2 separate regions of the Mus musculus genome follow, and region 2 is linked to region 1. Evidence: chromatin loops called from intact Hi-C (ENCODE). Cell type or tissue: left cerebral cortex. All regions are shown on one strand. Links, peaks and the distances in the headings refer to the core of each region. The heading gives the core; the rest is flanking DNA. Region 1 has its middle 3.7 kb from the start of Gm39277. Region 2 has its middle 15 kb from the start of 4732419C18Rik.

Evidence for each region. A loop is a pair of places that touch in the nucleus more often than their neighbours do. Peaks named below come from ENCODE experiments on the same cell type or tissue, not always from the same donor. Only the 100,000 strongest peaks of a DNase experiment are listed, where the experiment ranks them.
Region 2: a loop joins it to region 1, with 2.7 times the contacts of the local background. A loop is called at or near these places in 8 of 42 quality-filtered maps.

The regions. Positions count from the first base shown.
Region 1 is chr8:123,703,371-123,708,746 of GRCm38, forward strand. No RefSeq gene overlaps it. Among named protein-coding and RNA genes, the nearest start is that of Gm39277, 3.7 kb to the right of the region's middle. In left cerebral cortex, for the core only: no CTCF peak of the experiment used is centred there; DNase peaks (open chromatin) are centred at 2,669 and 3,962; H3K27ac peaks cover 800 bases.
Region 2 is chr8:123,766,477-123,771,852 of GRCm38, forward strand. No RefSeq gene overlaps it. Among named protein-coding and RNA genes, the nearest start is that of 4732419C18Rik, 15 kb to the left of the region's middle. In left cerebral cortex, for the core only: a CTCF peak has its summit at 2,700; DNase peaks (open chromatin) are centred at 1,341, 2,201 and 2,648; H3K27ac peaks cover 1,244 bases.

The DNA.
Region 1 (5,376 bases), core at 127-5,126:
TCTTCATGTAGCCCAGGCTGGCCTCGAGTGCACTAAAGGCTAACCTTGACTTCTCAACCCTCCTGTCTCTACTCCACCTGTCTTTATTATTGTTAAAACAGTGAAGGCAAGCTGAAGTGGTGACCCCTTCCAGTATGCTTGAAGTGGAGGCAAGATCAGGAGATGAAGGCCATTCTTGACTCCATAGTGATTTTGAGCAAGCCTGGGCTACATAAGACTCTGTCTTAAGCGAGGGGTGCGGACAGAGACTAATGAGAAACCATGATAGTAAGAAAGATTCATCCACAGTCCCACATGCCATTACAGCTCAGTAGATGATTGATTTATTTAGGACAAAAAGTTCCATTTTTTCCCTATGAATTTTTTATTTAGCATTCTAGGATTAACAATGATACAGTTGGCGAATATTCTAACCCACCCGGCGTTCAGATGCTTAGTGTTGAATTCAGGGCTGCCACAGATAAAGTGGTAATTAACCCTATTTTTGTTAATCAAACATTCTGCTGTCAGTGAACTCGCTGATTTTGTTACGTTTCTGTTTTGGTTTATTTTTTCACCGCAGGCTTGTCATACTGTGATATACACTTCCTGACACGGTGCCCTCAAGGGCCAGGCTCAGTCAGTCGTTTCCAAGAGCCATGGGTGCTCTGCATGGCTCTACGTGGCTGAGCCTACCCAAGCATCTTCAGACAAAAAGCATCGAGCTATTAATAACGATTTTCCAGCATGAAGCTCTCAGGAGTCCCCTTGCTAGTGACTGAAGTTACTGAAGGTCCTTGCCAGGCCAGGGGGTACCTTCAATCAGCAAGTTCTCTTGCTTTTTGGCAGGGCGGGGTCCCTCCACGGTAGGACTGTCTGCATCGTAAGGCTTCCATCCATACAAAGGAGTATTTTATTTTATGTGTATGATTTTTTTTTTGCCTGTATGTGTCCATGTACCATGAGTGTGCAGTACCCACAAAAGTCAGTAAAGGGGGCTGGATCCCTGGAACTGGAAGAATATTGTCAGTTGCCCTGAGAGAGCTGGGAACTAAAACCAGGTCCTCTGTAAAAGTAACTCTTAGTAGCTGAGCCATCTCTCCAGCCCAATACGATAGGGGCTGGATCTTCTGAGTAAGGCTGAATTGCATGTGCTGTTCTGTCCTGTTGGGGCTAGCTTGTGTTTGCTTCTGGATACAACACTGCTCTTGGAAAAGGGGGGGGGGGGTCAACATCACCCCTCTCTCAAGACTCCTTTCACTAGTCCATCCCAGTTATTCATGGAAGGTCTGAGCAGTAAACAGGTTAAGCTAAGTCATGTTTTATAACTGTCTCACTAAAGCAGAGAGCATCAGGGTTCTTGGGTTGAGCCCCTCTCCCAACATAAGTCACATCAAGATGTTCCAGGCTGAGGAAAGGCTAAACCAATGCCCTGGCCTTTAATCTGGGGGAACGTGATATGTGAACTGGGAAAGTCTTATCAACAACGTGTACAATCCTAACCAAAAATACCAACCAACCGCAGGTTCTAGGCTGGGTGTATATGAGACTCATTTGTAGCATTTCGGAGGGCTTATTGTGGTAGGGTTTGATGTTTTCTAGATTGAGCCTGTTTGTGCAGGGCATGCGACTCAGGGGGAGGGCGGCACAGAGATGCAAGGCTGCAGTAGCAGAGGCAAGTAAGTGACATGAGACCCCAGGTCTGAAACACAGGCATCCAGGCCCGAGTTGCTGCGTGTATAATTTACTGCTAATCTAGGTGCTTTTGATTGGAAAATATTATTTATGATGATGACCCAGTCAGTCAGAAGTGGGAAGAGAAAAAATCGTGTTAGCTGGTCTGACTGGTTCTATTCAGTGAATAAAAACCTATTCTGTGTTACTCTGGGCTGTGACAGATGCTGGGAGCCAAAACTAGAACACCGGGCCCTGACGGCTCACAGTCTGGAGGAAGGAAGGAAGGACGGGTAAAATGTGCCCCAAGGACCTCCAGAGAGGGGAAGAGAGACCAAGCTGGCCCTTGGCAGAGAGGCCCTCACCTACATTGCCCTGAGTCTGAGTCTGGGCTGGGCTGCAGAGAGCAGGATCCACAGATGCAAGGTTGTGAGGTAAAGCAAGATCCGATTTCTGGGGCAAAGTGTGCAGACTCTGCAGGAAGGGGCCAGAAGCAGTGCAAGAGCCAGAGAAGCTGGACTCCTCGATGCTTTCCTCATACTCTCTAATGAATAACCTACTGCAACAGAGGCTGACAGATGACCTCACGGGCTTGGCAAGAAAATGTTTGCTCGCTCTGTCAGGTGACAACTTGGTTGGGTGGCACAGAAAACTCCTCTGGCTTCTGGGCATCCCTTTCCTACTTTGGGTTCTCCTAAGGATTTGATATTAAAAATAAAAGAGGAGGGGAAATGTTGTTTGACCAGAGGCGAGCAGATTCGGAAGGAGGAGAGGCTCACTCCAGATGGGCAGGAGCTGTACCCGTCAGTCATCCCCCGGTTAAGGGGACGTTTGGGTGAAGACAGTGAACACGTGCTTGAGAATCTTGGCAGAAAGGGCTGCTTAACGCTAAGCTAGGCAAGAAGAGTTGCCTTGTTCCACAGAGGGGCGGACAGATAGAAAGATACTCATGTTTCCACCTCTGTGTGACGGGTCCTCGCGTCAGGGAAGCTGACCCTGGGAAGCAGCTGAGAAGGCAGACTGGCTGTTCCTGTGTCTCAGGGAAGAGCATCTCTGTTCTGGAAACTGATAGCGAAGAAATCACAGTTAGCCAACAAATGCAGCCCCGAGAATAGAAATGTCGGGGGCGGGGAGCCTGTTTTGTTCAATCAGTTTGCTAGAAACAGGGAGACTGGTGTGTTCAATGAGGATATTCATTTGTCAATTATCTTGGCCAAATCTGGTGGCACATACCTGTGATCCCAGCTCCTGAGAAGCTGAGTTGGAAGGATCACTGTAGTTCCAGCGTAGGCACCATAATCAAACAAACCAAAACTAAGCACCAAAGAAAAAACTCATTATGTTGACCATATTCTACCAGTAAACACGCGGGTACTACAATGTATTCCTTTTTGCCTTAAAGCTGCTTCCGGGAGATTTCCAAGGACTTACTTCTCATTCCTTCTCCACTCCAAATAAAGGTATGCATTCACAGCAGGAGAATCGCTGACAATAATTGTGAATGACTTTGCAAGTTCTGGGGTCACAGATAGCTGGAGACAGAGAGATGAGAAAGCAGGGAGAAGGTTGCAGATGGCCTGATAACTTAGACCCAGCAAATGACATGCCGGCGATCTCCCAGACTGGCCAGTTTGTTCAGATTCTGGTTTGGGTTTTTTGGTTTTTTTTGTTTTTTGTTTTTTTTTTTTTTTGCCTTATAAACCCCACGCGTGGAACTGAAGCCAGCAATGTGGAAAAGCTCGTGAGTACAGACCAAAATATCCCCACCAGAAGCTCACTCTCTCAGTCAAAGGGCACGAGATGGTGATCGCCAAGGCTTAGTGATCTCACTGCCTTAGGCATGGAAGAGCGCTGTGGCCTCACCCCTCCCACAAGAGAAGCCAAGCAGGGCCTCTAGACCTCACCACAAACATGCTGCCATGGTCATCAGCTCAAGAACCCACAAGCCCCCAGAGTTCGCCTGAGCCTTTGTCCCCAGCATCAGGCAGGGCCTGAAATCTGGCTTCATGGAGTTTCCAGAGTGGTGACTGCCCAGGGCTGACAGCTGCTTGCTCCCCATGGCTTCTCCTTAGACTCTTGGGCCCTTCAGTCATCTTGCATCCTTCAGTGACTTTCTTAAACATGGACAGTGAGTTTTAAGGTTCGATCTCCAGCTTTTGAACAGGAGCCCAGCCTCTCCTCCGGTCCTCAGTGCTGAAAGCTGAGGACGGTTTCTCAGAGTTCACGGGACAGCATCAGGCACGAGGCCTTCGTATCAACAGCCCATCCCGCTATCACACATCCCACGAGATGGAAATTGTGTTAGAAGAAAGCGGTTAGCCATGCGGTGTGAGTGGGATGCTGCCTGGAACGTTGGCTCTGCCACTCACTAACGGGGTAACTCTGTGCTTTGTAAATCTCATCTGTAAAAGGAAGATGTCAGCGTACCCATTTAAAGGAGTTGTGAAGACAAAATGAGGTGACGCAGGTAAAGAGGGTAGTGTGGTACTGGACGCATAGTTCGCAAAGGCAAAGTTGACAGTCAGCATTTAATACCAGTGTTCTAAATAAATCTATGTGTAATCAAAATTTTGCTTAACCCATAGACACATTAAGCTTCTTCCTCCCTTTCTTTCTTCCTCCCTCCCTCCCTTTCTTTCTTTCTTTCTTTCTTTCTTTCTTTCTTTCTTTCTTTCTTTCTTTCTTTCTTCCTTTCTTTCTCTCTCTCTCTCTCTCTCTCTCTCTCTTTCTTTCTTTCTTTCTTTCTTTCTTTCTTTCTTTCTTCCCTTCTCTCTCTTTCCTCTTCCTCCTGCTTCTTTTGGTATGTGTATGTGTGCCTGTTTGTGAGAGGGTGGGTGTTTAAGAATGTGTATGTAGGGCTGGTGAGATGGCTCAGTGGTTAAGAGCACTGACTGCTCTTCCAGAGGTCCTGAGTTCAAATTCCAGCAACCACATGGTGGCTCACAACCATCCGTAATGAGAAACAAATAAAGAACCTATGGGCCAGAGCAAGTGGGGCAGAAAGGTAAGGGGGAAAAGAGAAAAATGAATGTATATATAGAGCTGGGTGGTAGCACATCTTTAATCCTCCCCCCCCCCCAACACACACACACACACAGGAGGCAGAGATCAGGACGATCTACAGGTCTACAGAGTGAGTTCTATGACATCTAGGACTACATCCTGGCTACACAGAGAAATCCTGTCTCAAATCCCACCCCCATTCCAAAAAGTGTGCATGTGTGGGTATATTATGTGTGAGTACCAAGGCCATGGCCAACTTCTAGTGTTATTTCTCGGGGAAACACCCAGCTGTATTTAGAGACAGTTTCTCATGGGCTGGAGCTTACTAGTTTAGCTAAGTTAGCTGGCTAGTGAGTCCCAAGGATCTGCCTGTCTGCCCCCCTCGTGCTGCAGTGACAAGCATGTACTGACTTCTTGTGTGCGTGCAAGGGACTGTGGCAGGCAGTTTACCAACTGAGCTGTCTCCAGCCCTTCTGTTGTCTGTCTTTTTGGTTTTAGCAGCGTCTTGGGCGCCCAGGCTGACCTTGAACTTCTACCTAGCTGAGGATGACCTTGTCCGTGTGTTCCTCCCGGATCTACCTCCCAGCTGCTTTATGTGGGACCGAGGATCGAACCCAGAACTTCATGCAGGCTAGGCAGGCATTCTACCAACCGAGCTCTGACTCCATCCCCTATTGGTCTATTTGTGGCTTGTAGGTCTGATTTTACTTCCACCAAAAA
Region 2 (5,376 bases), core at 300-5,299, 63 kb after region 1:
TCACTCCACACACCTTGCACCTCACACCCTTCGCCTGGTTGCAGACACTACTCTCACACCAACCAGGTCCCCATGCCCCACCCAAGAGCAGGAGGGGCTGGTTATTTGGAGTCCATCCTGAAGACCTACAGAGCAAAAAGGTCCTAGCACTTTGGGCCACTCAGAGAAGAAACCAGTTTTCTGAGAACTGCACAGATACTAAACAGACTGGAGCCAGTTGAAACTGGAAAGAAGAGCTGGCTCTGACCCAGCGACAACCAGGCAGTATGTCCTGACTAGAAACCACTGGCTAGGTCTCCCTCCTGTAGGAGCAAGGGGAAAGGAAGTCATGGCTAGCCATCCCTCCTGCATACCACAGCTGCCCCGGTCCTGGGTACAGGGCTGCCGAGGGGTTCACTGTCTTTATTCATTGAGGTTTTCACAACTTAAGAAGAGACGTAGAAATGGCTGGGTGACCCAAGGACAGGATCACCTGTGTCTGTCCTAGGACTGTCGTAATTACCCTCAGCTCCTGGCAGAAGCCATTTAAAATTTATGAGTTGCCCAAATGCCAGATACTGAGACTGATGTGTGACCTCCAGGTACCTGGGAAGCAGGCAATGATTTGGGGGTTAGCCTGGCTGGACCTCACAGAGGCTATAGGACTAGGATTTGAGCCAAATTCACAAAGCTCCCTCTCTCTCTATGTCTCTCTCTCCCCCCCCCCCTCTCTCTCTCTCTCTCTCTGTGTGTGTGTGTGTGTGTGTGTGTGTGTGTGTGATATTCATTATATGCATTGTGTTGAGTTAGGATATACTCAGGGGTTGTCTGCACCACCCAAACTCTACTAATTTAAATGTCGATATTATAGAAACACCTTCCCAGATGCAGCTCTATAAGGCTTGGCCAAACATCTGGAGTTGGAGGCCAGCAAGGGACACATGTTACAGCTGTAGCCTTACCTTCAGCCCCCATGACCTTCTCGGCGTGAACCCTGAGCCCTGCTAAGGATGAGCAGGACCACAGGACGCATTCCCGAGTGATGAGTGATGCTTACCCAGCACCGCCAGGAGCCTGCTAAATCACAGATCAGATAGTATTAAATTTACTGTATTTTTCTTGTCTCTAGGTACCCGAAAGAGAAAACATGAAGAAAACCAAAACAGGCCCCCAGGCTAAAGCACAGGGTTCAGTGTTAGGTGTGGCATCTGCGTCTTGAGGCATCAAAGGCCAACTGGAAGGGCAGGACCAAGCTCTGCAGCCCAGATACGGTGAGTCTGTAGCTCTCCAAGACGGATTATCAGGATCAGATGGTGGCGTCTGCAGAGCTTGAAGTCCTGCTGACAAATTCTCTGCACGGGGAAACCGCTCACCCCTAGGCTCCTGTGAACAAGAACAGCATGAGGCACTGACTTAACCCTGCAGAAGGCTGCAGGAGAAGTTCAGCTGCAAAACGAAACTGAGCAAGAAAGATCAGGGTCTAAGATTTTCCTGGCCAAGTGCACACCAAGGCCTACATCGGTTCCCCTGATGATTCATTTCTTGCTAGCATTTCCCAAGTGATGTAGAACACAGAGCTTGTCCGTTGAGGTGATCTCTGGAGCTGTGCCTCCCTTGACCTTGGCTTTCTGGCCTCTGGCCCAAGGGAAATATAGAAGGTTTGATGCTGGGCCACTGTTTCTCGTTTCTATGTTAAGAGAGAAGACAGACACGGCGTGGCTCCCCAGCAAGGATAGTGAAGGCCCATGGTGCCGTTGAAATGCTTGTTTCCCTGGGAGGACGGTGGGGTAGGGAGAACCCAGGAGGCAGCTTGAGAGGAGCGTTTAGTCACTGGTGTTCCTTTGACAGGTAAGAGCATGCATAGGAGGGAAGCATGGGGTAGGTATGGGGAGAGTGTGGACTGGGCAGTCCTGATGAGCAGGGAGGCTGAAGGAAGCCAGCATGGGCAGCTCTGGACTGTACGGAAGGTGCCGAGGTATGACATACGGAAGGTGCTGGAGCCCAGGTCACCTTTGAAGGACTCAGCTCTGCAGTTTTGGTGCCGCTTAGATTCACTGTGTGTGAAGAGATCTCGTTTCTTCCCAAATGTTGATTCTAATTTTGAAATCTTTCTAACGAGACAGTAAACTACATAAAAGGAGAACAGACAGATTGCTCCACACACGGCCTGTGCTATGCTGTTCTAAAAGTGGGTGCTGGGTGGATGGGCGTTGGTCGCCTCAGCCGTGGGAGGCTACACCCCCCTTCCACTATCCTCGATCTTTATGCCTTTTGTGTCTACTCCCAAACTCTGTGAGCATCTGCCCTAGACCCGGAAGGAAGCCAAACAGCGGTGTCTTCAGACAGGAGGACCATGTGGCTCTCTCCTTTGATGACACACCACAGAAATCCCTGAACCCACAACTGAGCAGTAGCGGGGCAAGGAATCCTCACCAAGTGACTTGTCACCATGAGTAACAGTGGCCTTTCTGCCAGGTGGCAGCAAGCTCAGTAAAGCAGGGTAGCTGTAAGTGCCTGCCGGTGGGCTGCCTTTGAATTTGGCACGGATTGCCAAGTACACAAACAACAAAAGCAAAAATAGACAAACTCAAAAGCTGTGAAATTGTCAGTGGCCAAAGAACAGCCTGTGGAAAGATTGCTAACCACATACCTGATAAAGGGCTAATATCCAAGTGCATTAAAAACTGTCAAGCGGAGTCAGCTCCACACTGCCACCTGCATGGCAGCCTAGGAAACGCTGCTCAGAGACCACAGAGGAGCTGGGGTTCCCAACTCCACTGCAGAAAAGAATTTCAGAGCCAGTCAGTATGAAGCAGAGTTAGAGTTTAATCTTAGATTTAAGCTGGGGCAGGTGTGGAGCAGGGGTGGGGTATAGACAGAGACATTCGGAGAAAAGATCACACTTACCCAAGCCTGAGTCCCGGACTTCCCAAGAGAGAGCTGAACTTAACTGTCCTTACAAGAGCCACATAAAGGATTTGGGTGGCTGCTGAAGTTGCTTCTCAAAAGGCTGCCAAGGAACTTAAACAAAACTGTGGGGAGGTTTGTGAGATACACTGAGTAGGATTAAAGGTAGTCTGGTAAATATCTGGGCTGGAGAGATGGCTCAGCGGTTAAGAGCAATGACTGCTCTTCCAGAGGTCCTGAGTTCCATTCCCAGCAACCACACAATGGCTCACAACCATCTGTAATGGGATGCCCTCTTCCGGTGTGTCTGAAGAGAGCAACATTATATTCACATGCATAAAATAAATAAATCTTTATATATGGTAAAACCCCAGGTCATAAGGGTCACACGAGAGTGTTTGTTCTTATGGGGGCTCAGAGCTTCAGAGGACTCAAGTTCGGATCCCAGAACCCCTGTTGAGGAGTTCACAACAGAGGCGCCTGCCCTCATGTGCATACACACACACACACACACACACACACACACACACACCATACATACCCAGCAACTCTGATTCAAGATATGTGCCCAAAGACCTGCAATCAAGGTCTCCAGGAAACATCATCACCTGCACAGCAGTGGCTATCACAACTTCCACAGCAGCCAAGCATAGCTGAAAGGGTAGAAGAGATGAGGTGTCCACACAGAGGAGTGGTACCAGCCTTAAACAAAGCACATGCTATCACAAGCAACAAGGTAGGGCCGTGATTGGGAGCAAGACAGCCACAAAAGACAATTCCTAGGCTTGGAGAGATATGGCTCAGTGGGTTAAGGTGCTAACCACCAAGCCTGAAGACCTGGGTTCCCTCCCCAGGATCCACATGGTAGAAGAAAACCAACTCTCACAAGCTGTTTTCTGACCTACACATACATACACATGCACATGTGTACACACACACACATGCACATGCGCACACATACACACATGCACATGTGCACACACACATGCACGCAGTTTGTATACTACATTTATATATTAAATATATAAAATATATATAATTTAAAAATGATAATCCCAAGCCGGGCGTGGTGGCGCACGCCTTTAATCCCAGCACTCGGGAGGCAGAGGCAGGCGGACTTCTGAGTTCAAGGCCAGCCTGGTCTACAGAGTTAGTTCCAGGACAGCCAGGGCTGCACAGAGAAACCCTGTCTCGAAAAACCAAAAAATAAATAAATAAATAAATAAAATGATAATCCCTGTATGACCCACCCACAACAGGGAACTCATAGGCCCAGGGCAGCACCACAGAATACAAGAACTCTTGCTGACCTGGAGTTTTAGTCTGCAGGAGACGAAATCCCAGAGCCTGTGGCAAGGCAGTATCCTGTAGCTGACAACACAAGGCCCACACAGAAACTGGGACTGGGAATTTCATGTTGTATCTTAAGACCTTGCTTCGAAAGTTATTTATTTTATTTTGTTATGTATGAATGTTTTGTTGCGTGAACCATGTTTTGTGCCTGGTATCCGCAGAAGCCAGAAGAATGCTTCCGATCCCCTGGACCTGGAGTTATGGATGGCTGAATCACCGTGTAAGTGCTGGGAATCGAACCTGGGTCCTCTGCAAAGCAGCAAATGCTCTGAACTATTGAGCCACCTCTCCAGCTTTTGCTATCTTTTTTTTTTTTAAAGCAACTTGTAAAAACATATACAATAGAAGATCATTTAAAGAAAGCTTAGAACACGAATCAGGATCACGCCTCAGGTATTCCCAGACGCATGTCTCCATGGAACAAACACTGAAGCCGGCTTGAGAAGGGAAACAGAGGTGTGGTGAGGACCTGGAGTAGCTGCGGCAAACATTAAGATTCATTTTTTTTTTCTTTTTGGTTTTTTGAGACAGGGTTTCTCTGTGTAGCCCTGGCTGTCCTGGAACTCACTCTGTAGACCAGGCTGGCCTCAAACTCAGAAATCCACCTGCCTCTGCCTCCCAAGTGCTGGGATTAAAGGCATTCGCCACCACGCCCGGCAAGATTCATTTTTAAAATTGTTCTTTTTTCATTCATATGAAGAACTTGGTAATTTATTATTTCATTTATGTGTGTATGTCTATATTGTCTTAGTTAGGGTTTTACATGCTGTTAGACACCATGACCCAAGCAACTCTTATAAGGACAACATTTAATTGGGGCTGGCTTACAGGTTCAGAGGATCAGTCTATTATCATCAAGGGGGGGACATGGCAGTGTCCAGGCAGGCATGTTGCAGGAGGAGCTAAGAATTCTACATCTTGTCCCAAAGGCAAACAGAAGACTAACTTCCGGGCAGCCAGGAGGAAAGTCTCATCACTCACTCCCACAGTGACATACTTCCTCCAACAAGGCCACACCTCCTAATGGTACCATTCCCTGGGCCAAGCATATACAAACCACCACATGCATATATGATCATGTATACGCAGGTGCCATATGGAATCCAGAGGTCAGTCTCAGCTGTCATTTTTCATGTG